Regions from separate parts of the Homo sapiens genome. Here regions 2 and 3 are each linked to region 1. A link is a loop called in an ENCODE intact Hi-C map of the cell type or tissue named here. Cell type or tissue: Caco-2. All regions are shown on one strand.

Evidence for each region. Hi-C counts contacts between places; a loop is a spot of excess contacts. Peaks named below come from ENCODE experiments on the same cell type or tissue, not always from the same donor. Only the 100,000 strongest peaks of a DNase experiment are listed, where the experiment ranks them.
Region 2: it touches region 1 in a loop (5-fold over the local background); 2 of 110 quality-filtered maps call a loop at or near these places.
Region 3: a loop joins it to region 1, with 23 times the contacts of the local background. A loop is called at or near these places in 6 of 110 quality-filtered maps.

Annotation. Positions count from the first base shown.
Region 1 is chr2:34,735,452-34,743,451 of GRCh38, reverse strand. It overlaps LOC105374458 (a long non-coding RNA gene), which reads left to right and starts at 5,985. Exons shown (of 6, transcript XR_007086277.1): 1 at 5,985-6,335. It overlaps LOC124907752 (a long non-coding RNA gene), which reads right to left. Exons shown (of 2, transcript XR_007086279.1): 2 at 5,221-6,131. In Caco-2, a CTCF peak has its summit at 4,576 (motif pointing right); no DNase peak of the experiment used is centred here.
Region 2 is chr2:34,566,580-34,574,579 of GRCh38, reverse strand. No RefSeq gene overlaps it. Among named protein-coding and RNA genes, the nearest start is that of LINC01320, 110 kb to the left of the region's middle. In Caco-2, a CTCF peak has its summit at 3,888 (motif pointing right); a DNase peak (open chromatin) is centred at 3,919.
Region 3 is chr2:34,093,730-34,101,729 of GRCh38, reverse strand. All of the region lies in intron 4 of LINC01317 (long intergenic non-protein coding RNA 1317), which reads right to left. Among named protein-coding and RNA genes, the nearest start is that of LINC01318, 31 kb to the right of the region's middle. In Caco-2, a CTCF peak has its summit at 4,944 (motif pointing left); no DNase peak of the experiment used is centred here.

The sequences.
Region 1 (8,000 bases):
TTCTCAAGAAGTTATGCAATTATATTTAGTCTGCACAAATATTCATGTGATAATAATGTTTTGAATAAAGATAATATGGTAAGCTCTGTGACTCAGTATATGACCATAAAAATAAAGTCTTTTGGGGTCATTTCTGAATGCCCATCTGCTTTGATTACTTTGGCTGAAATCACTGCCAGACTCTGATAGACTAGCTCACCACGGTATTTCCTTTTCCAGTTCAGAAAATGCACTAATTTTAATTAACCTACTCTTTCAGTCACCTATTTCCTAATTTATTCATGCTATAAATATGATTTATTCTACAAGTTAGGTATTTCAGAAAGCATTGCCTTGATTATTAAATGTAATACTACTAAGTCTGTCTCCTGCATATTATGATTTTTAATTGATTGCACATTATTTTTTAAATTTTATTTCATCAAAAATAAAATCATTCCTTTTGAATATATAAAATCAGCTCACAACTAGTTATCTCTGCCTGCAAGTGCTTTTCATCTATGGCATTAGCTAGTTACCTAAGTGGCTCTGGATCACTTGATACATTCCATTTTAAAACTTTAATCATGTTTTTAGACAATATCCTAAAATACGGATATTTCCAACAAATTTTATTTTCTAGATTTAGGAAATGCTGTGACAGTGTTCTTTAACATACTACCCATATCAAAAGAGATAAGATTTTTATGCATGGCTTTTCTTTTCTACAGACAATAGCTTTTTAAATAATAATCTGGAAATTTACCCTGCTGACTGCCTTAGTCATAAGGTATATTATTGGCATAATATATTTTTCAGAAGAGGCATTCAATTAGTTTTTAGATTAAAAAAATGTTAAGGGAAATAATAAATGACCATGCCAATCCTTTCTATTTTCAAATAGCTGTATTGTGATTTGGGACAGTTCTGTGGACTCATAGTTAAAAGTTCCCATTTCTTTCTTTCTAGCTACACCTACATGCACACACACATACAAACATTCATATGCAAACACACATATAAACACACACAAATACAACAATATATATTCAGAGATAGCTCTTTCCCACTCTATGTATGCATGTGTGTATACAAGCATATATGCATACACATGAAAAACTAAAACTGAATTTGATAGAAGCATGAATATACATTATTGAACAAAGGAGACAGGATGGTGGAATTAAAAGGGTTTCATCTCAGTGCTTTCCTAAGTATAAAATGCATATATTTATAATTTTTACTTATCGCAGGGTAAACATAAAACTGATTCATTAAAACATGATCTTTTTTAAGAATTCAAAGGACATAGAATGTTGTGAAATCTAGTATTTTTACTTAAGTGCCTTTTTTCTTTCTAATTCCACCTCCCAATCTCTTATTTTATAAACCAGTTGATACTTAAGTGGTTACTCGGCAGATGATATATCACTTACACATTTTCTATGTAGTAAACATTCATGTGTATATATATATATAATTTTATATTATATAAAATATAATTTTATATTATATAAAAATATTTTTATATAATATATATTATATTATATAAAAATATATATATTATATATATATATATATATATATAAATTCATCCAACTACTTTGTTGGAATGATTCCTATGGATTGAAACTGCCAGGGCAAAGAATATGCAAAATCTATATTTTGACTAAATTTCTCATGACAGGAGTAAATTTTCCCAGTATTTGAGAATTCCTCATTTCCTACAGCCATACAAACATTAGGTATCAATATTTGTAAGCATTGATAATATAATTTATAATGAAATTGCCTTTTATCTATTAACATTAGGCTATATCATCTTTACATAACCTTATAAGTCATTTGTGCTATTTCATTTTCCTCTTTTTCTTTTTCATTTCCCTTGTAAAGTTAATCTCTTTGTTACTAAGAGCTCATTTATGATTAAGGATGTTAACATTTTGTCAAGCATTTTAAATATTATGTTTCTCCCATTATTTTACTGTGGTGTTTTATTTTTTGGCTGTACAGAAATTATATATTGAAATATAATCGTGTTCTGTTCTTTAAAAACATGAATATACTTCAAATGGTAATCGATGGATTAAAGTCTTGCATTTTAAATATTATAAGCCACATTCAATGATTTGTTTGATTAATCAGACAATGTTCTTTGGCTTTATCACTTCTCTTTCTCTCGCTCTGCACAGCATATTTGTTCTGCATTTGCACTGCCTCTTAAGATATCAGTTGTAAAGTTACATTCCAACTCTACAGGCACACAGAATGAGAGAAGTAGAGCCTACACAACTGCAATGACTGTAATTTTATAATTTTGGCTGTCATGATCCTGTCTTGAAACCATAATTAATGCAATAGATTTGTTAGTTTCTCTCAGGGGTAAAAAGAAAGATCTAATTGAAACCTTGTAAAGCAGCTTCATAAGTGAAATGGAAAGGGTATTTGCCTTTTATCTCCCAGCCCCACCTTGACATAGTCACAGATTATTAATGTTTCATAAAAATGTTGTAAATCTTTATGTTAGTATCACTACAACTGGTGAATTTAGGTCAGTAACGACAACTGCATCTTTAATTGCTAATGTTTAATAGCATTTCATTTCTGGAATCGCAAGCTATAGATTCTGAAAATGACTCTACAGTTGGTCATAGCCATTTTATAATTCTCAAGAAGTTTTGCACCAGCATATATAAATTTAAGACAAAAGAAATATTTCATATTCTAATAAAGTAGCAAGTTGATTCATAAAAAATAGCAGTGACATCTAGATAAAATAATAAGCACACTCCTCCTTCTCCCACACTGACTGGTATCACCCTTTGAACACTGTGAATACGGCATGTTGAAATCTTAGTTTTAGATACGAAAAATACTATCTTCTCCTTTTCCTCTTCCTCCTTTTCCTCTTCTTCCTCATTTCCTTGTTCCTCCTCTTCTCCTGATGCTGCTGCAAAATAGGACAACCTGAATTCTGAGCTATGCTTATATTGTCTAATTGAAAAAGTATTACCTGTTATCGGCTGACTTATGGCACTGATTTAAATCTCTCATCATCAAATAATTCCATGAAGTTACTCTAGGATGTATTTACTCAACAAATATTTACTGAACACCTACTATGTGCCTAACTTTAATATTCATGATGACTAGGCTTAGTATATGAGACAGACTTAGCTTTTCTCTTTATGGAGCTTATCTTCATAATCACAGTTTAAAAAAAAGTTGACTGATAAGTATTTGGTTATTAACTTATAGCTTAACCTCAAAGGGACTAAGTGTCCAGTGCCAGTATATCAAGTGACTATTAAGGATATTATTGGTGCTACTAATTATAAATTGGGAATTATCAACCTATCAAATAATGAAGTTGTATAGGCACAATATAAATCCACCATATGATAGCAATGACAAAAATTAGGCCTACAGCCTAATCAGAATTCAGAGACATGAATTCAGAGATGACAAGTAAGTTACAAAAAGAGGTGACCAAGACTCCAAGTACCAAATTCTGTTGTTCCAGTATCTCATCCTCAGCTCACAGCTATGACTTCATATGGAATTCCTTATGTCCAGCCTGTGGACGTAAATCTGGCCCAGATTTATGAAGAGGCTAGTTACTATAAACCAATGTATTGATACCAGCCAAAAATAGAAATGGCTTCAGAAAACAGCATTGAGGGAAAATCTTACTAATGGACAGAATTTTGAACAAAGCTTTAGGTTATCACTTTGACGTAGAAGAAGACGCTTGCACTGAGGGTATTAATAAATTTTGGGGCAGAGATGAAAGACCTAGTTTCTTCGTCAAGAACCAGCTGGGTGCGGTGGCTCATGCCTGTAATCCCAGCACTTTGGGAGGCCGAGGTGGACAGATCACAAGGTCAGGAGATCGGGACCATCCTGGCCAACATGGTGAAACCCCGTCTCTACTAAAAATACAAAAAAATTAGCTGGGCGTGGTGGCACATGCCCGTAGTCCCAGCTACTTGGGAGGCTGAGGTAGGAGAATCACTTGAACCCAGGAGGCAGAGGTTGCTGTGAACTGAGATTGCACCACTGCACTCCAGCCTTATGAGAGAATGAGACTCAGTCAAAAAGAAAAAAAAAAACAGTACAGAGTAAGACTGGAAGAGCAGACATTTGAAGAAAAGTATGCAGATTTTACTATGAGAAAGTAAATAAAATGTGAGGATTTTTGTGTCTCATGGCGGTGCCCACCAACATTCATCACAGAGAAAGCACAGACAACTAGGTTAGAAAGACTCATCTAACAGTGGCTAGCCACCCTTTGACTTCAGCCACTCCAGTGCTTGCATATAATCCCACAATTGTAGTTGCCAGCATTGGAGAAAGTCAGGCCACAAGTGGGACCTTCACTATGGGCTCCTTCTCACTAAGCGGCCAGTGCTGCTACTGAATGTGTGACCAGTCAGAAATTTAGACCAACACTGACCCCTTGATATGACACTGGTTATTAATTTATTGTCTGTAAACTCCTAGTTCACCTTTCTTTGACCTGATCTGTGATACTGGCCCTTAATCCCGTGAACATTTCTCCTTTGCCAGCTGGTGCAATGTTAAGCTTTGTCAACAGGGGGCAATGGAAGGACATTGAAAGGTTATAGTAAGAGGAAGGGGCTTCTCTCCTTGGTACTGGTGTACTTTTGTTTTCCTGTGATGTAGCTACTAGGAAATTAGTGTGCCAGAGACCTAGTGGCAAACACTCTGTAGTAATTTTTTGACCACCCCACACGACTTTTCTACCCAACAATCCAAGCCCACATGTTCCAGCAAACTTCTTCCCCACTGATCTTTTGCATATTTTTGGGGTAGCAACACTCTTTCTAATAAGATCTGATTCTCAGGCTGGGGGATGGTGTCTCTTCTAAGTTCTTATTCCTTCCTTGTTCTTGCTCTCTCAGTCTTACATGTACAACACTCTTTCACTCCTGTTAGTAGTTAATAATACCTTACATTAATTTTTCTTGTTTAAATTGTTGCTATGATTTCTATGTCCTGACTGGATCCAGATTAATACGCATGCCATCCCCTCAAGGAAACCAACCAGGTACTTTTTGGCTAATTGACTACAACTAGCTGCCTTCCATGGTGGCAGAACAATGATTCATCTTTACTGAGATTCTTGCATTTTCTAGATGAAGGTTGTGTTTCTATTTTTCAGTGTCTTGGACAATAACACTCTCTGAAGGCAGTCAGAGAAAAAATACACATGACAAGTTAGGCAAGGAAGACTTTATTCAACACTATTGCAATAGATGAAAGAGATTGGACTCAACTCTAGTAAAACAAAAGACAGGAGAGTTTTTAAGCACTGTGGTGAGCTGGTGGAAAGTACTAGACATTTTAGTGGGAAAGTGGGTCAGTATGATCAGCCCCTCTGTGTTTGCTAATTGGTGATTAGTTTACTGAAGTTAGGTTCCAACCCTCCCACAGAGACTAGGAGATTGGAGCACTATCTTCTTTGATGATTGTATTTCAAAAGGATGACTCCCAGGACCTCAAAGTCCTGGACTGTAAACCTTGCAAGAGGCTGGAGAAAATTTACATCTGTTTTCCAATGTAAATTTTCTAAGAAAAGAAAGGTGAGGAGTCTGTGGTCAGGAAAAAACCTAACTGTCAAAAGTTTAGTCAAGTTTTGATCAGGGTTCACAGAATAACTGATTTATTGTCATTGGATCCCATACCATGTCACCTTGGATCAAAGAGCTCCTTTTACAGAAAAGGAAGTGAGCACGGGATCCTCCAGTCCCCCCATATCCCTCATCACTTAGAAGCTGCTAGACTAATAGAATATTAAAATGGCCTCTTAAATGTATAGCAGAATACCAGCTTGTAGTTGATGCCATTCGTTGAGTTCTGTGATTCAAGATGTGGAGTCTAGTTGAAGCCATGGCCATTACATGATTTTATAGGCCTGATAAATAGAATAAATAGATCTTGGAAACAGTGGTTCTTCTCATCACACTTCCAGGGATCCACATAAGGAATTTGTACTTCCTGTAACTATAACTTTAAGCTCTGCTGGAGGGGGTCCTGGTATCCAGGGGGAATTCCAATAAATAGATGACATAGTAAAAGTTCCACAAAACCTAATTGTTGGACTGCTGCCTAATTATCTGACGCTTCTCCTGCCAAAAGACCAGCAAGCAAAACAAACAAAGTTACTATATTAGCAAGAATAATAGAACTTGATTATCATCAAGAGCTAGGAATGCTACTACCTGATGGGGTTAAGAAGAATTATGTCTAAACTTTAAGATAGTCCTTGGGGAATCTCCTGGTGTTACTGTCATGCGCGTCCATGTGAAGAGAGTCCACCAAACAGGCTTTGTGTGAGCAACAAGGCTGTTTATTTCACCTGGGCGCAGGTGGGCTGAGTCCAAAAAAGGAGTCAGCAAAGGGTGGTGGGATTATCATTAGTTCTTATAGATTTGGGATAGGCGTACAAAGTACATTCTCAAGGGTGGGGAAAATATTACAAAGTACCTTCTTAAGGGCAGGGGAGAATATATCGTATCAGTTAGGGTGGGGCAGGAACAAATCACAATGGTGGAATGTCATCAGTTAAGGCTATTTTCACTTCTTTTGTGGATCTTCAGTTGCTTCAGGCCATCTGGATGTATACGTGCATGTCACAGGGGATACGATGGCTTAGCTTAGACTCAGAGGCCTGACAGTTACCATGTTGAGTGATATCTGTTAATGGGTAATTATAGAAAGCATGGCCTTACAAGGGCATGCTATTCTTTCTTTCTTAAGTTACCATGTTGAGTGATATCTGTTAATGGGTAATTATAGCAAGGATGGCCTTATAAGGATATGCTATCCAGTGGCACAGACTTCTGAATGATTAAATTCTATATTTATCTACTGGATAGGCAACCCATAACAGTGAGAGGGCTGGTTGAGAATGAAGGGAATGTAAAATTGGAGAAAGAGGTGGAGAAATACTAAATATAAATTTCAGCTTCAGAATCAATGAAGCAGTGCTGACTATAGTCCCACCTCTTCTATTGTGTTTTTTTCAGTGAAACACTGACCAACTGCCACATGAAGAAACAGTGATAGATTAAACTTAATACCAGACAAGCGGGGATCTGGTTAGGGCAAGGAGTAAACTGTAGCAGAAGCTCTTGGTGCCCCATCCATATCTCTACAGCCCTTATCATTTAAGTGCATAATAATTAGTAATTACTTTGGAGGGCAGGTACAGATAAAAAGGCATAATGAGGGCTTTTGGTGGGTTGAAAATGTTCTCTTTTTAGATCCAGGTATTGGTTGCACAGGGGTGTTCAGTTTGTGAAAATTTAATAAACTTATGTGCATGTGTGTGTCTGTACAAAATTAAGGAAAGCAGAATGGAGTTAAAATCAGAAATATTGTTCTAGAAGTTATCAGGTTTAACCAGGTTTTACAAACAGCCAATTTTGTTATTTAAATAATCAAAATATTTCCTTTAACATTTATCATGATTTCAACTGAAATACTTTATTACAGCCAGGAAACTGATTTCTATTGTATCATTATTTCTTAGGTAGTTCTGTTGTATTTAAAACTCTAATGTCCATACAATAGCGTCAGAATGCTTTTTTTTAAAACTCAGTTAAAATGCATGCCAGGCTTGACAGGTTATGATTCAAAACATTAAATGTATCCTTCAAATTAATTTCTGTGATATTACTTTGAAATGCTTTAAAACTGGCTTTCGACTTTTTAATTTCATTACATAAATCAAAACAGTCAATATTTCTTGGATACTTACATTCTCATTATATCCCCTTTCTTCTTCCTTCTTCTTTGGACTATTTTTTTTAATTCAGAAAAAAAAAAATCTTATCTTTATACCTTAACATCAGATGGTAAACCATTTTATTTAATATTCAGCCTGGTTAGAGATTTGAATGGCTATAATAGTTGGGGAGAGGTGGTAATAGTAGAGACTGGAAGATGCCTTTTTTCAGTTTAATATCAAGGTCATGTTGTTATTATCAAACTTG
Region 2 (8,000 bases), 170 kb after region 1:
ATAGAGACACAAAAAACCCTTCAAAAAATCAATGAATCCAGGAGCTGGTTTTTTGAAAGGATCAACAAAATTGATAGACTGCTAGCAAGACTAATAAAGAAAAAAAGAGAGAAGAATCAAATAGACACAATAAAAAATGATAAAGGGGATATCACCACCGATCCCACAGAAATACAAACTACCATCAGAGAATACTACAAACACCTCTACGCAAATAAACTAGAAAATCTAGAAGAAATGGATACATTCCTCGACACATACACTCTCCCAAGACTAAACCAGGAAGAAGTTGAATCTCTGAATCGACCAATAACAGGCTCTGAAATTGTGGCAATAATCAATAGTTTACCAACCAAAAAGAGTCCAGGACCAGATGGATTCACAGCCGAATTCTACCAGAGGTACAAGGAGGAACTGGTACCATTCCTTCTGAAACTATTCCAATCAATAGAAAAAGAGGGAATCCTCCCTAACTCATTTTATGAGGCCAGCATCATTCTGATACCAAAGCCGGGCAGAGACACAACCAAAAAAGAGAATTTTAGACCAATATCCTTGATGAACATTGATGCAAAAATCCTCAATAAAATACTGGCAAACCGAATCCAGCAGCACATCAAAAAGCTTATCCACCATGATCAAGTGGGCTTCATCCCTGGGATGCAAGGCTGGTTCAATATACGCAAATCAATAAATGTAATCCAGCATATAAACAGAGCCAAAGACAAAAACCACATGATTATCTCAATAGATGCAGAAAAAGCCTTTGACAAAATTCAACAACCCTTCATGCTAAAAACTCTCAATAAATTAGGTATTGATGGGATGTATTTCAAAATAATAAGAGCTATCTATGACAAACCCACAGCCAATATCATACTGAATGGGCAAAAACTGGAAGCATTCCCTTTGAAAACCGGCACAAGACAGGGATGCCCTCTCTCACCGCTCCTATTCAACATAGTGTTGGAAGTTCTGGCCAGGGCAATCAGGCAGGAGAAGGAAATAAAGGGTATTCAATTAGGAAAAGAGGAAGTCAAATTGTCCCTGTTTGCAGATGACATGATTGTTTATCTAGAAAACCCCATCGTCTCAGCCCAAAATCTCCTTAAGCTGATAAGCAACTTCAGCAAAGTCTCAGGATACAAAATCAATGTACAAAAATCACAAGCATTCTTATACACCAACAACAGACAAACAGAGAGCCAAATCATGGGTGAACTCCCATTCACAATTGCTTCAAAGAGAATAAAATACCTAGGAATCCAACTTACAAGGGATGTGAAGGACCTCTTCAAGGAGAACTACAAACCACTGCTCAAGGAAATAAAAGAGGAGACAAATAAATGGAAGAACATTCCATGCTCATGGGTAGGAAGAATCAATATCGTGAAAATGGCCATACTGCCCAAGGTAATTTACAGATTCAATGCCATCCCCATCAAGCTACCAATGACTTTCTTCACAGAATTGGAAAAAACTACTTTAAAGTTCATATGGAACCAAAAAAGAGCCCGCATTGCCAAGTCAATCCTAAGCCAAAAGAACAAAGCTGGAGGCATCACACTACCTGACTTCAAACTATACTACAAGGCTACAGTAACCAAAACAGCATGGTACTGGTACAAAAACAGAGATATAGATCAATGGAACAGAACAGAGCCCTCAGAAATAATGCCGCATATCTACAACTATCTGATCTTTGACAAACCTGAGAAAAACAAGCAATGGGGAAAGGATTCCCTATTTAATAAATGGTGCTGGGAAAACTGGCTAGCCATATGTAGAAAGCTGAAACTGGATCCCTTCCTTACACCTTATACAAAAATCAATTCAAGATGGATTAAAGATTTAAACGTTAAACCTAAAACCATAAAAACCCTAGAAGAAAACCTAGGCATTACCATTCAGGACATAGGCGTGGGCAAGGACTTCATGTCCAAAACACCAAAAGCAATGGCAACAAAAGACAAAATTGACAAATGGGATCTAATTAAACTAAAGAGCTTCTGCACAGCAAAACATAATAATTTTTTTAAAAAAATACAGTATAATAAATTCAGTACTCTAAAAAGGTATGCATGAAGGATTTAAGAATCACAAAGGAAAATCAGCCCAACTGTGCTGGAAGAAGAGAGCAAGAACTTTACAAAATGCATAGCTACTGAGAGGACCACATCTTGAGTTAACCTAAAAAAAATTATGGGTATCTCCCATTAAGTCTGATTTCTCAAGGAGCACTCAAGGTATTCTTACAAATATTTGTAGTACGCTCTATCTTGGCATGCATTGTTGCTTCCACCACAGTGTTGAGAGTGAATGCTCCAGTGCATAACTTAAAGAGATGCCTTTTTCTTAATCAGAACTGCATTACATACTAGGACGTTGGCGGGTTCAATGTAATTACAAAATTACAATTTTGTAATGTTCAAAATTCAGCTTAAAAGAAACGAAGTAATCTCCCAGACTTCTTATTTTTTATATTCTGTTTCATCAGCATAGTCCTGGTTTACACCACTTGTCCCAGTGTATTTATAAATAATGCTTCCTTCACTCTTAAAATGACCCAGCTTTTAACAATTAATTACATGGTCACCCTACTTGTACTACATTTTGCTGCTATTCCAGTAGGGAAAAAAATGGGCTGGGAGCTAGAAAGTAAATGTTTGAGTTCCAGCCCTGCCATTTACTTTGGGAAAATGACTTTATCTGAAGTTATTATAATGATTAAATATCATGATTGTAGCAAAAATGTAGAGTGTGTAAAGGGTAATCTACGTGTTTTGTTAATCTTCATAGTGTCGCAGTTAACATCATAAAGTTTGAAAGTAGAAAACGTGTAAAGATAAATGTAAATACACATTTACAAATATTGTTTTCCAAATATAAGTGATTATACTTGATTGAGCTACCAATGTTTATGTTTCAGTATCAGACTTAATTGTCCTCCTAACCAATGGGCCAATGGGGTGTAGAAAGTAGTAAGAACCCGAATACATGGGCCCAAAATTAACCGTGGTGTTACTGTGGATACATATTTACAGCTTAAGAGTTTTAATTTCTTCACCTCTAAAATAAAACACTTGAGCTTTTTTTTTTTTTTTTTTTTTTTTGAGACGGAGTCTCGCTCTGTCACCCAGGCTGGAGTGCAGTAGCGCCATCTCGGCTCACTGCAAGCTCCGCCTCCCATGTTCACACCATTCTCCTGCCTCAGCCTCCCGAGTAACTGGGACTACAGGTGCCCACCACCACACCCGGCTAATTTTTTGTATTTTTAGTAGAGACGGGGTTTCACTGTGTTACCCAGGATGGTCTTGATCTCCTGACCTCGCGATCCGCCTGCCTCAGCCTCCCAAAGTGCTGGGATTACAGGCATGAGCCATGGCACCCGGCAGAGCTAAGTATTCTTAATCAAAGTGTGGAGAACTTTGTTTTGAAGGAGAAAAATGTGGGGTCCCAGTTTGTGGATGAGATTTACAAACAGCCTTGTATACTTCCTGTGATTTGGTCTTGAGGTCTCTTTTGAAAGTGGGTATAATTATAGCCCTGCCCTGATGGGGCTCCAGGGGATGTGATCATGGATATTCACAACGTGTCTTTCATGGGACACTTTTTCTTTCTGGTGGATGGCCTAATGCATAAGTGTCTCATCCATGACCAGGTATGCCTTGCACAGAAAACTTTTTCATCCTGGCAGACACCTTTACAGCTATTTTTTGACCTATGTCCAGTTTATTCCTACCAAGGTAGCCACCCTCTAGGGGAGCCCTGACCAGGAGGAGAGTTAAGTTTGGGAGTGCGGGTCAGGTGAGACACAGAAGAGGCAGCACAGCAAAACACATGAAGTAACAGAAACAGTATTGCTTACAAATCACAGACAGAAGAGGGCAGCAGACCTCGTAGAGCCTATGGGAAAGGGAAGCTGCTCTGGACATGTGAGCCCAACCAGAAGGTGGAGAGCAAGAGAAAGAAAGCGAGAGACCTATGGGCCAGAGGCTTTATTGGGATCCAGGGTGTCACCCACAAAGGTTTCCTTTGGAGAGTTCTAATTGGTAGATTTAGAGCAAGCAGACAGGAGCTCCATGGAGTCACGCTGTAACTGAGGGGTGGTCACTGCAGCCTATCTGCTCAGTCCATGCAGCGTGTGGGGGTCAATGGGGCAAGTCGTATAGGTTGTATCTAGCTGTCCCATAGGGAGATGGTCACCAGGAGGCAGTTTTATAAGGCAGATATCTGGGTCGACCACCTTTAGGAACTGGGAGAAGGTGGAGAACTGGAAACTGAAGGGTGACTAAGCCCCAGTTCTGATATGAGAAAATCCAATCTATATTTAAAATGGATGCTGAGGCAACATAAAATTGTAAGAACTCACTACAAACCTGAATTCTGTTTCATCCAATGTAAAAACCTGTGCCAGGCTGCTTCAGTTTCCCTGGGTGCTACAGCGAGCCCAGCAAGTGTACGCTGGCTTTCTGGGATCTAGCAGCCCCAAAACTTGTTAACATAGAGCTGGTTGATCTCTAAGCCCCCAAACCCTCAAATATCACAGAGGGAAGTTGTATAAATAAGTATTGATTAATTATTTAAAAACAATCATTTAGGAGGGCATAGAAATCTGTATTCATTTCCTAGGACTTAACAAATTTATTCTCTTACAGTTCTGGAAGCCAGAAGTCCAAAATTAAGGTGTCACGGTATCTCTTTGAAGGTTCTGGGGAGAATCCTTCCTTGCTTCTTCCAGTTTCTGGTAGCTCCAGGTGTCCCTTGGTTTGTCAAATTATTTCTGAGCTTCAGGCCATAAATACTTTGGTACCTCATAGTTATATAATCATTTGCTTAAAACTTAATAATTAGGAATAAAACATCTAAAATTTAACTTTCAAGTTTAAAGTTAAACAAAGAGAAGCCAGGCAGTGTTCAAGATGAAATTTTAATGTTGACATCAACTGACTGATGATGAATAGTATAAACCGTAAATTACTAATTGCATGCTATGCTAAATATATTTCTATGAAAACTCTGTTACATTTCCTGAACAGTTTCATTCATAATAATGAACTAATTATACTTTAGCATCTAATGAACAGAACTAAATGAGCTGCATTCAAAAGCCACAGCTTTTTTCTTTCAATATATGTCTTTGATCGTGTAATAATGTTTTCTTATAGAAGCAAGAGGGAATCTAAGTATGTTTCGAGGCACTAAAGGCATCTAATATTATTTTCCATTCTTTTGCCCAAATTTTTGTATGACAAAGTGTCTCTTTCTCATAAGTGCACACTAGTATTCTACTAATGTTATTAAAAAGCTAATTCTTTTATTAAGGAGAAACATAAATATCACCTATTGAAAGCTTTGTGGAGTTTTAATCACATTTTTAATTATTGGGAAACAGAAGCCAATCTTATTTAAAACTAGTAATCAAATATGTAGATCAATGCTATCCATCGGTTATATAGAAGTAGTTACATTTTTATACTGAATGAAGGTAGGGCTAGCACAAGCTACTTTTACTGCATTGGGATGCATACCACACCTTCTCCTGATCCATAAGCCCAACTCCCAAACTCACTCATTCAAAAACAGCCTAGTGTGGTGAACAGGAAATGGGAACAAGTAGCCATTGTGCAAACTGCCAAGTTCTATAATAAAGGTCTGAGCAGGAGGCATGGGTACCTCTGGTATGGTGGATGCTATGGCATTCTGCTTTCAGGTCCTCCCAGTCTCTGCTTTAAGGACTGAAGGGACTTATTCCCTCAGCTGATAAAATATGAGTTATCTACAGCTCCCAGCTGAGTCCCTCTCTAAAACTTGCCCTGGGGCTTGCCCATGTCACATTTCTTCCTGGCACAGTCCACATACAGTCACTTCTCAGTATTGAGGCATAAAGGCCCAGTCCCCTTGTCCCAATTCAGAAAAACCCTGAAGGGTCATGCTAGCTCCAGAGCTTCTCATAGAAATGGCTGAGCCCTTTGTTGTGACTGCATCATAATTCAACTTCTCTCTGGACAGTACTGTTTCCTTTCTGCCCTTCCACCTACACAAGTATCGATTCTAAGGACACATCCCCAATAAACTTCCTACATGCAAGTCTCTGTGTTAGAGTGTGCTTCCTAGGGAAACTCACCTGTTATATCTGGTCCAGGGAGATTAAAGAACACTTTTTAGATGTTTTCTAATTTGAGATTTATCTCTCAGTAAAAATAAGAGTTTCTCTAATAAAGGATCAGAGAAAAGAGTACACTCCATGCCAAACAAACAAACAAACAAAAAAAAAAACAAAAACAGGAAAAAGCAGAGATGTGAAAGAGTACGTCTTATTAAGTTGTACAATTTTGTTACAATACTAGAGAAGCAATTTATGATGTAGCAGGAGGAGGTAGAGCCCAAGTTATGAAGAGTCTTTATTGTTAATCTGAAGATTTTGCATTTTTTCCATAGACAGTAAGTGGTCATTTATGAATTATATGTACTGGATTGCATAATAACAGTTATTTCCAAAAGAAAAACAGAAATAGATCAGAAGGTAGATTGAAAGGTAGTTGAGAGATAAAAGTAGAAGGGAGACTAAACAGAGAGCAGCTATAATATTGGAACAGGTTTTCAAGGGTTAAACAGAAACAGAGATGGTGAATAGGGAATGGATATGGGCCATATGATAAAAATAGAAACAACTATATAAGGTAATTAAATCAGGTAAGTAGAAGAAGGAGGCATAGAGGTTCCTAGCTTGGGTCAGTGAAGGAAGCTGTGGTTGTAAATGGTAGGTAAAGCAACAAGTAGAGGGGGTACGGTTGAGATTATGGTATTGCAGGAGCAAGGAGACTAACAGCCTGCTGGGTACCCTGCTAAAGATGTCCTCTTCAATGGCTGACGCTATGCATTGCACAAAATACGAAATGTTACTTCACTCGCCCACCAAAAATTATTTAGATGTTATTAGCGTATTGAGAGTAGTATTAAGTTGTGTAGTGGGGGAGGGTAAAGGCTTATCTTCCAACAGTGACTTCAGTCAGAAATCAATATGACATGACCTAAGATAAGGTCAAAAGTTAGCTGGACCATTTGCTGGAGAGAAACAACATGTTAACGCCCAAATGAAGCCACAATCGGCACCATTGAAAATGCTCGGTAGCAGGACCATGGAGAAGTTATAACTTGTTTATTTTCTCTGACAGCAGGGATCCTGGAAGCAGTTATCTGCTATAGTGCTTTTCTTTTGTGGGACAGTAAAGCAGACTGCATGCGGTAATTGTGTAGGCATAGACCTTGACAATGGTGCTGACAAGCCTGTAAGACTTGACTAGACAGGGAGGGTGTTAACCCTGGCTTGCTTCCCGCTGGTAATAATAAGTCATGACGGTGCTCCATGAAGTTCATTTTAACTATTTTATATCAACAAGAATCATGCATATTGGTGCAAAATACTAGATGTTTTAATCGAATGTTCTGTGTACCTAATAATGTTCTCATGAGATTGAACCACAGAGAAATAAATTAATTATTCAAAGAAGATGATGGTATTTTGAGAGTCCATGAATCATCTGTATCAGATCATTCAGAGTACATGTTAAAAATGCAAAATCTAATGTCCCACTTTACCTACCAAATTAGAATCTAGAGCAGAGTTTCTCGACCATGGCCCTTTTTACATTTAGGACTGGAAAATTCCTAGGGGCTATCCTGTGCTTCGTAGGATATTTAGCAGAATCCCTGGCCTCTACTCACTAGATGCCAGGAATACAAACACACACACAGAGACATACACACGCACACACCTGTAGTGACAAGAAAAAATATCTCCAGACACTGCCAATTGTTCCCGCAAGGAAAAATCGCCCCTCATTGAGGACCCAGGATTTAGAGGGATGGGTCTGGAAATCCACATTCTAAAAGTTACTGTCTCTTCCACTACTATTACCACTCACTAAATGATTCTCATTACCATCAATTTTGAGAATCAGTGTTGTGAGAAAATGCATTGTTTACAGATACATTTG
Region 3 (8,000 bases), 640 kb after region 1:
GTATGTTCAGGATTCAGGAGGTTGAAGCCAACTCACCTTGGTAGGTAATTACCGTCTTTCTGGTAGGCAGAATCGTAAGGTAGATCTCAAGATTCCCACCCCCATTGCACATGCTCTGTATAATCTTCTCTCCCTGAATATGAGTAGGTCCGTGAATATGAGGGATCTTACTCCCATGATTAGGTTAAATTAGCTGACAAAGCTGAAGGGATTTTGCAGATTTAAGTAAAGTGCCAAGTAAATCAACATTGAGTTAATCAAAAGGGAGATTATCCTAGGTAAACCTGACCTAACCAGGTGATCCCATAAAAGGGACTGGACCCTTCTGGAAGAAAGAGCTTTGAACCCACAGAGATTCTCCTGACAGCCTTAGGAAAGCAAATAGTCATGTTATGGAGAGGACCAGATGGCAGGTAAATTCTTTTCACAACCATTTCTGGCAGTATCCTTCCTGTCCGTGGGTTTAATGCATTCTCATCAACACACATGATGTATCCATCAGGGCCCAGGCAAGAGACAGAAACCACATCAGTTATTTGAACAGGGAAAATTTAATACAAAGATGCCTTAACTAGATAAGTAGTTGATAACTAGAAAAATCAAAGAATAAAAAGAGATCTCTAAAGTATAATGAGAATAGTACCTGCAAGAGGCAGCTATCACTCCAAAAGCCAGGGAACAAAAGGAAGAGATTGGAAGTATTAAAACCTACAAGGGATCCTGTGAAGCTGAAACTCAGCCATTTGAGGAAAGACTGCTGGCCTGCTGGTGTCTCTGAGCTTGGAGGAGGGCACCATAGAACTTAGACCCAGATTTTTAAGAACAAGACAAAGAAGCTTTTTCTTCAGGTGCTGGAAACTTCAATCTGGGTTCAGCTGCTTCTATAGGAAGGTGCTGCTGTAGCTGGGGCAAAAAAAAGTAAGGCTGAAGTGACACCCCCAAGAACAGCAAGCAGACAGGAAGTTCACAGGAAGCAAAGATGAACGAGAAAATCTCTTTTCTCCTACAGCTCTGAAGTCTCCCTCTGGTATCTCCTGTTGGCAGAGCCTAACATGGACCCAGCTGGAAGCAGACATGGTTTCAGAGTTGCTCTCCAGCAACTCGAGGTGAATTTACAAGGGTGAATGTGGAGCCAAGAAAAAATAACTTAGTAGCTGACACACATGGTTTATATTATTTTTTCTATCCCTTATTCTGTCTCCCAGAATGTCTTCTAAACTTTCTGATACCTGAAAATCCACAATAAAGTTTCTCCCACATGATACGAAGCTCACACAGAGTCCATGAAGCTGCTGTAGAACACACGCTGCCATAACCAAAGCCGCTGTCTCCTTGATCTGCTACCACTAAATTCCCAAAGAATCCAAGGGCTGAAAGCCCCAGCCACTATGCCTGAGCCCTCCAGACCCAGAAACCACTCTGTGGATTCAGCTGAAATGAAGGAACAGACACCTACTTCCGTGTTACACTTGGTTGCAGAGTTTGCCTCGTGCTCCCACTGTCTGAGAGAGAGCATGGAAACACTAACCCATTTTTGCTTGCAGCTTTCTATCACTAGGACCAGAATTCATTGTACTTGTCAGAGAATTATCAAGAAACAGATGCTATTATGAGACTTTATCCTTGGTTAATACTTGTGCACTCTGGCTTTCTTTCCCCTTACGGTGAATTATCTAATTGTTTAAAGCAAACCATGCCAAGATGCTACTAGTTATGCGCATCCTTAGATTTAGCCTGGTTTCAAAACCTATGCTACCTGGGATAATATACTATACAATGTGTAAAGAGCATTTTATGAGGCAAAATAGTTACATAATTATGAGCAGACTCTAGAGCCTGGCTGCTTGCATCCAAATCTTGACTCCATTTGTAACCTTAAGCAAGTTAGTCATTGTCTCAGCCTGTTCAGGTTACTACAACAAAATCTTATAAACTGCATGGCATATAAACAACAGAAACTTATTTCTCTCAATTCTGCAGACTGGGAAGTTCAAGATCAAGGTACAAGTAAATTCAGAGTCTGGTAAGGGGCCCCTTCCTTGTTCATAGATAGTGCCCTCTTGCTGTTTCCTCACATGCTGGAAGTGGGTGAGAGGTCTCTGTTGGTTCTCTTTATAAAGGCACTAATCCCATTCATGAAGGCTTTGCCTCATGACCCTAATCACCTCCCAAATCCCCTATGGCCTAATACTATTGTCGTGGGCTTTAGGATTTCAACACAAGAATATGCAAGGGAGGGACGCAAACATTCAGACTATAGCAATTATTCTTTCTAGGTTTTGGGTTCCTCATCTCTATAATGAGGGTGATAGCAGTAGTACCTGCTACATAAGATTGTAGTGAGGATAAAATATGTCAATGTAGGCAGAGCACTTGGAGGAGCGGCTGCCACAGTAAGTGCTTCATAAATGGAAACTGTTATTTTGCATTCCTGTCATTTTGAAAATGTAACCAGATATCATGTTGTCATACCAGGATAATTCTCACTTCAGCACCAAGATCTCTATTTCATCCACCTGAAATCTAAATTTTGGAGTTCCTCAGAGCTCTGTGATGGATTTTCATTTTTTCCCCTGGTCATTTTCTTTTCTAAATGATCTTATGCTTTACTCTGACTATATATCATTTAAGTGTCATCAACTCCAAAATTTATTTCTCACACAGATCATTGTTCTCATCTTTAAACATACACATGTCCCATTACCTACCTGAAATATCCACTTTGATGGCTTATAGGTATCTGAAGCATAACGTGCCCACAGTTGAATACTTAGTAGTCCATCTCTCCTCGAATCTTTTTCTCCTAAGTTTTTTCCTTTCCGGTAAATTGTGTTGTAGTTCATCCAAGTGCTCAATCTAGAAATCTGGGAGTCATTCAGGATTTATTTCTCTCCATTAACATCCCGCACTCAATTGATTAATATTTTCTGCCACTTTTTTCCTCCAAACTATAACTCAATCCAATCATTTCTCTTCCCATACCATCATCATTTCTTACATAGACTATTGCTTCTATTCTTTCTGCTACCACAATTATTCTCCACGAATCAGCCAGAAAGATCATTTTAATGTGTGGATCAGATCATGAGGTCCTTCTTCTTAAACCCTGTGATGGCTTCCCATTGCACTGAAAATAAAATTTCTGCTTCTGATATGTGGCTCCCAGTGGATTCTTGTGATGTGACTCCTTCTTTACTCTGCAATCTTTTAAGTCTTCCTGGACATCTTCAGTTCCTTTTACCTCCGAGGCCTCTCCTGCCTGTGGGTCTTCATGCATGCAGTTCCCTCTCCGTGGGATGCTTTTTCCACTTCCTGTAGCTGGCTCAATCTCACCCTGAGGTCTTAGCATAAGAGTCAACTGCTTGGAAAAATCTTTTCTGACCACTGTGTCTAAAGTGGGTTCCTTCACCTACCATGTCATTCCTGCTCTATTATTCTCTACCATGGCACTTAATTCACTTTAAAGCATGTGTAGCAATCAGTACAGCTTGATACTTTTATATGCCATTGTCTGTATTCCCACACAAGACAGTTCTATATCCTTTTGTCCCCTACTAACCTATGTTCTGCTACTAGCACAGCGCCAATCTCACAATACACATTGAAAAAAAAAAAATTGTTGAATGAATAAACATACTATGGCCCTTCTCCATGAATGTTTTGGTGAAAACAACAGAATACCCAGAGAGAAAGTGGATACAGTCAAATTCCTCCTGTGATGGTTAATATTGAGTGTCAACTTGATTGAAGGATGCAAAGTATTGTTCCTGGGTGTCTGTGAGGGTGTTGCCAAAGTAGATTAACATTTGAGTCAGTGGACTAGGAGAGGCAAACCCACTCTGAATCTGAGTGGGCACCATCTAATCAGCTGCCAGCACAGCTAGGATGAAAGCAGGCAGAGGAACGTGGAAGGACAAGACTGGCTAAGTCTTCTGGCCTCCATTTTTCTCCCATGCTGGATGCTTCCTGCCCTCAAACATCAAACTCCAAATTCTTCAGCTTTTGGACTCTTGGACTTACACCAGTGATTTGCCAAGGGCTCTTGGGCCTTCAGCCACAGACTGAAGGCTGCACTATCAGCTTCCCTACTTTTGAGGTTTTGGGACTCGGACTGGCTTCCTGTCCCCTCAACTTGCAGGCAGCCTGTTGTGGGACTTCACCTTGTGATCGTGTGAGTCAAATCTCCTAATAAACTCCCCTTCATATATTTACCTGTCCTATTGGTTCTGTCTCTTTAGAGAATTCTGACTAATGCACCTTATAATTAAATGGTACAGCGACATGTTTAGAATATTAGTGTCATAAAGTTTAAAATTCATATTTCCCTACTTTCAATTCCAAATACATCCAGATTACTGATAAGCTTAACCCTGAGTCTTAATATCTGATGTAATTTCCTATCACCATACCCAGTAGCTGTTGCATCTTGAGACCTCCTCTTTTTGGGACTAGTCATACCTGCTGGTTCAAATTATACCAGATAAATTTCTAATACTTACAGCAAAGGCACAAAATTATATTTCTGGATTAATCAATAGTCACATCTTCTGGTATGATTGTGAAGAACGATTCGACATCCTAAAATGATTGTTCCCAATATTCTATGCCAAATACATTTCTCTTTTATCCCATATACAGACTATGACTCATGCTACCATGTTTAACCTTCATCTTCCTCCTTTACTGAGGTAGGTCTACCAGTAAATATCTTGAAAAAGGTAGGAAGTACAATATTTAAGAGTGTAAAGTTTTAAGTCTATGTGTACCATACTTATTTATACCCAGGTCAAGAACAAAGTGGGATATACACAAAGATTGTTTTATGGTGAGATATGTTTAAAATGCCTACCTAGAAGCATCTCCCCCAGTAATATTCCATGCAGCCTCTCTTCTTCAATACAACCATGCCTCAAATACTTCTATTGAAAATAAAAGTTCACTGTGGTCTACACTGCCCTCTAGCGGCCATTCTCTATCTTTCTCCTCCCTACCTAAGCCAAATGTTTAGGAAAGAGTTGTGTCCACTTCCATACATTCTACCCTGTCATCAAAATACTGCCCTTCTGAACCAGCAGAAGTCCAATGACTAACTGATGTGGAATATAAAGACCTGGACCCTCATTCCAACTTGAGGCAACTCTAAAGGCTCATCTAAGTATCATGGTTCCCAGTAGGTCAGCTGAGGCCTTCATGGAGCCTGCATCACAACCCAACTTCCACCTTAGCCCAGTTGTTTCTTCTTCTTCCTCCTACTAGTGTGGATCTCAACAATACTCCCTGATAAACATCCTAGGCATTAATTTTCATCTTAGAAGTCTGCTTCCAGGGAACCCAACCTGCAACCCAAGTCTCTAATATTATAAGCATCCTTTAACTTTTTTTGTATCAGTCTTAGCAATCATAATTTAATATAAATTTATGTGTTCTTTGATCAGTGTCTTTGTTCCTATGAAGCTCTATGCTCTTTGAAACAAGAACTGTCATTTTTTTGTTCACTATTGTTTTCTCAGTACTTAGCAGTGTACTTGGCATATAATAGATGCTTGGTGAATAGCTCATTGTTGCATGAGTAGGTAAATAAATTATCTCATAATTCATCATTAGAAATTTATCTCTTTGCATTGTTATTGGGTTTTTAGTTAAAATGCAATTAACTCTTATATTCAATGAATATAATATACCAGTATTCCAGGTTGAGAACACAAGAATTTCCTGAGGAGAAAAACCTTTAAGAATGGGCTCAGGCATAATGTTTTGAGGAAGAAAAGAGCTAAAGGCTAATGGAAGACTGACCATCCACGATGTAATTGAAAGATAAAAAGAATGGCTTTCAGATTCAAACATGGATTTGAAGCCAGGTTTTGTCACCTACTGTGTGATCTGCAGTAAGAATTAAAAGAATTCCAGTTGAAAAACACTAGGTATAAAGTAAACTCATGATAAATATTGGTCTCTTTTCCATATACATTGCCAATTTCCTTCACTTACTCTCTGTTTCAGAAAAGTGCTGCCTATGAAATTGCTTTATCTGAATATCCACAGAGGAAGAAAGCCAACATAGAGATGTAGTTTAGCCCCTTCAATTCACTTGCTCTTTCTTTTCAAATCTTTCCAGTTTCAACTTCATGTCAATGAGCTGGTCCTCACACAATCCTTGGGATGGTTGCTATTGAATCCACTCACAAGTAATGAACTGAAACAAAGTATCATGGCAAAACTATGCAAATCAACCAATACCTAAATCAAACTAATAGGCAGAATTCTCACTCAACTGCTAGCCAATTTATTTCATGCTACTGAGTATTGATCCTAGTTGGAATGGTGGGAAATCTGTCATGCTTAAGATGCCATCATTGCAGCACTACTCACAATAGCAAAGACTTGGAACCAACCCAAATGTCCAACAATGATAAACTGGATTAAGAAAATGTGGCACATATACACCATGGAATACTATGCAGCCATAAAAAAGGATGAGTTCATGTCCTTTGTAGGGACATGGATGAAGCTGGAAACCATCATTCTCAGCAAACCATTGCAAGGACAAAAAACCAAACACCGCATGTTCTCACTTATAGGTGGGAATTGAACAATGAGAACACTTGGACACAGAAAGGGGAACATCACACTGGGGCCTCTCATGGGGTGGGGGGAGGGGGAGGGATAGCATTAGGAGATATACCTAATGTAAATGACAAGTTAATGGATGCAGCACACCAACAAGGCACATGTATACCTATGTAACAAACCTGCACGTTGCCCACGTGTACCCTAGAACTTAAAGTATAATAAAAAAAAATATATATATATATATATATAAAGATACCATCTGTTCCAACTGCCAATGGAAGTTATTTCTCCCTTCCAAGGTCTGTTGGCCAAGAGCTTATCCCTTATTTCCTGCAGGCTTTCAAAAGCATCATTAGGTTCCCAGTCAACATTGGACAAGGAATCTATTCTACTTATTTTCATTACTTCTAACAATTGGCTAATTTTACACTTCTAGTCAGGAGATTCCCCTTTACCATGAACACAAAAATCAATGGAGGAAGGGAGACTTGTGGCAGGACATAGGAGTTCTGTGGAGAAAACATCTGAATTTGTAGACTATTCAACAACAAGAGTTAACAGATATTAGATGCCACGAGGCTATAGAGATAGAGAGATTATAGCAGTTATCACTTTATTAGAGGAAGCGGCCAGAAAACTTCCAAGAAATGTATGTGTCTGCAAAAATTAGACCAAGAAAGAGTTTTCCAAGGAAAACTTTAGAAATTCTACTTCCCGTAACACTAGGGTCATCAAATTCTGTGGCTGGTAGTGTAGTAAATAAATACCCATTTGTTCGAATTCAAACAAGAGTTGGCGATGTATTTTCATATCAGATCTTATGGAACCAAATGAGTGAGACGTCTAAATGACTCTTCTATACAGTGACAAGTAATTTTAGTGGCTAGTGAACTTTAAAATTGTACAATTCCATTTATTTTTTCACAAAGGTACATTTCTTTGAAGTAAACTCACTTTGTTTAAAAAGTTGTTATTCTATTTAGGACATACATGCTGTTTCAACTTGGAACATCTCTGAAGACAATGCTCACTAATTCTTCAGAAGGTGAAAAAATGTAAACAAATTTCTCAGCCATGGGTTATTAGACTTTCCCACCTTCTCCTGGAATCTGTTAATCTAAAATTGACAGTACAATTAGCTGATAACACCTAGTTTAGCTGTGGTCGGTGAAGTTTTCACATAGATATATTTAGAAGTGAAAGCAATCCACGTGGTGTTAAGGCTTTGGTTTATTTGAAGCCCTGATGAAAACAGGAAGACGACTTGAGGCATGAATAATATATCCACAGTTTACACATGTCAAAAGTCTAGTCATGTATTTAAATAATTAAATTTGTAATCTTGTCAAAAGTAATTATCAAATTAATGTGGAGTGTGAATTGCTACATTTGAATGATCTTAAATTATTAAAATTACGTCCCTCTGAAAG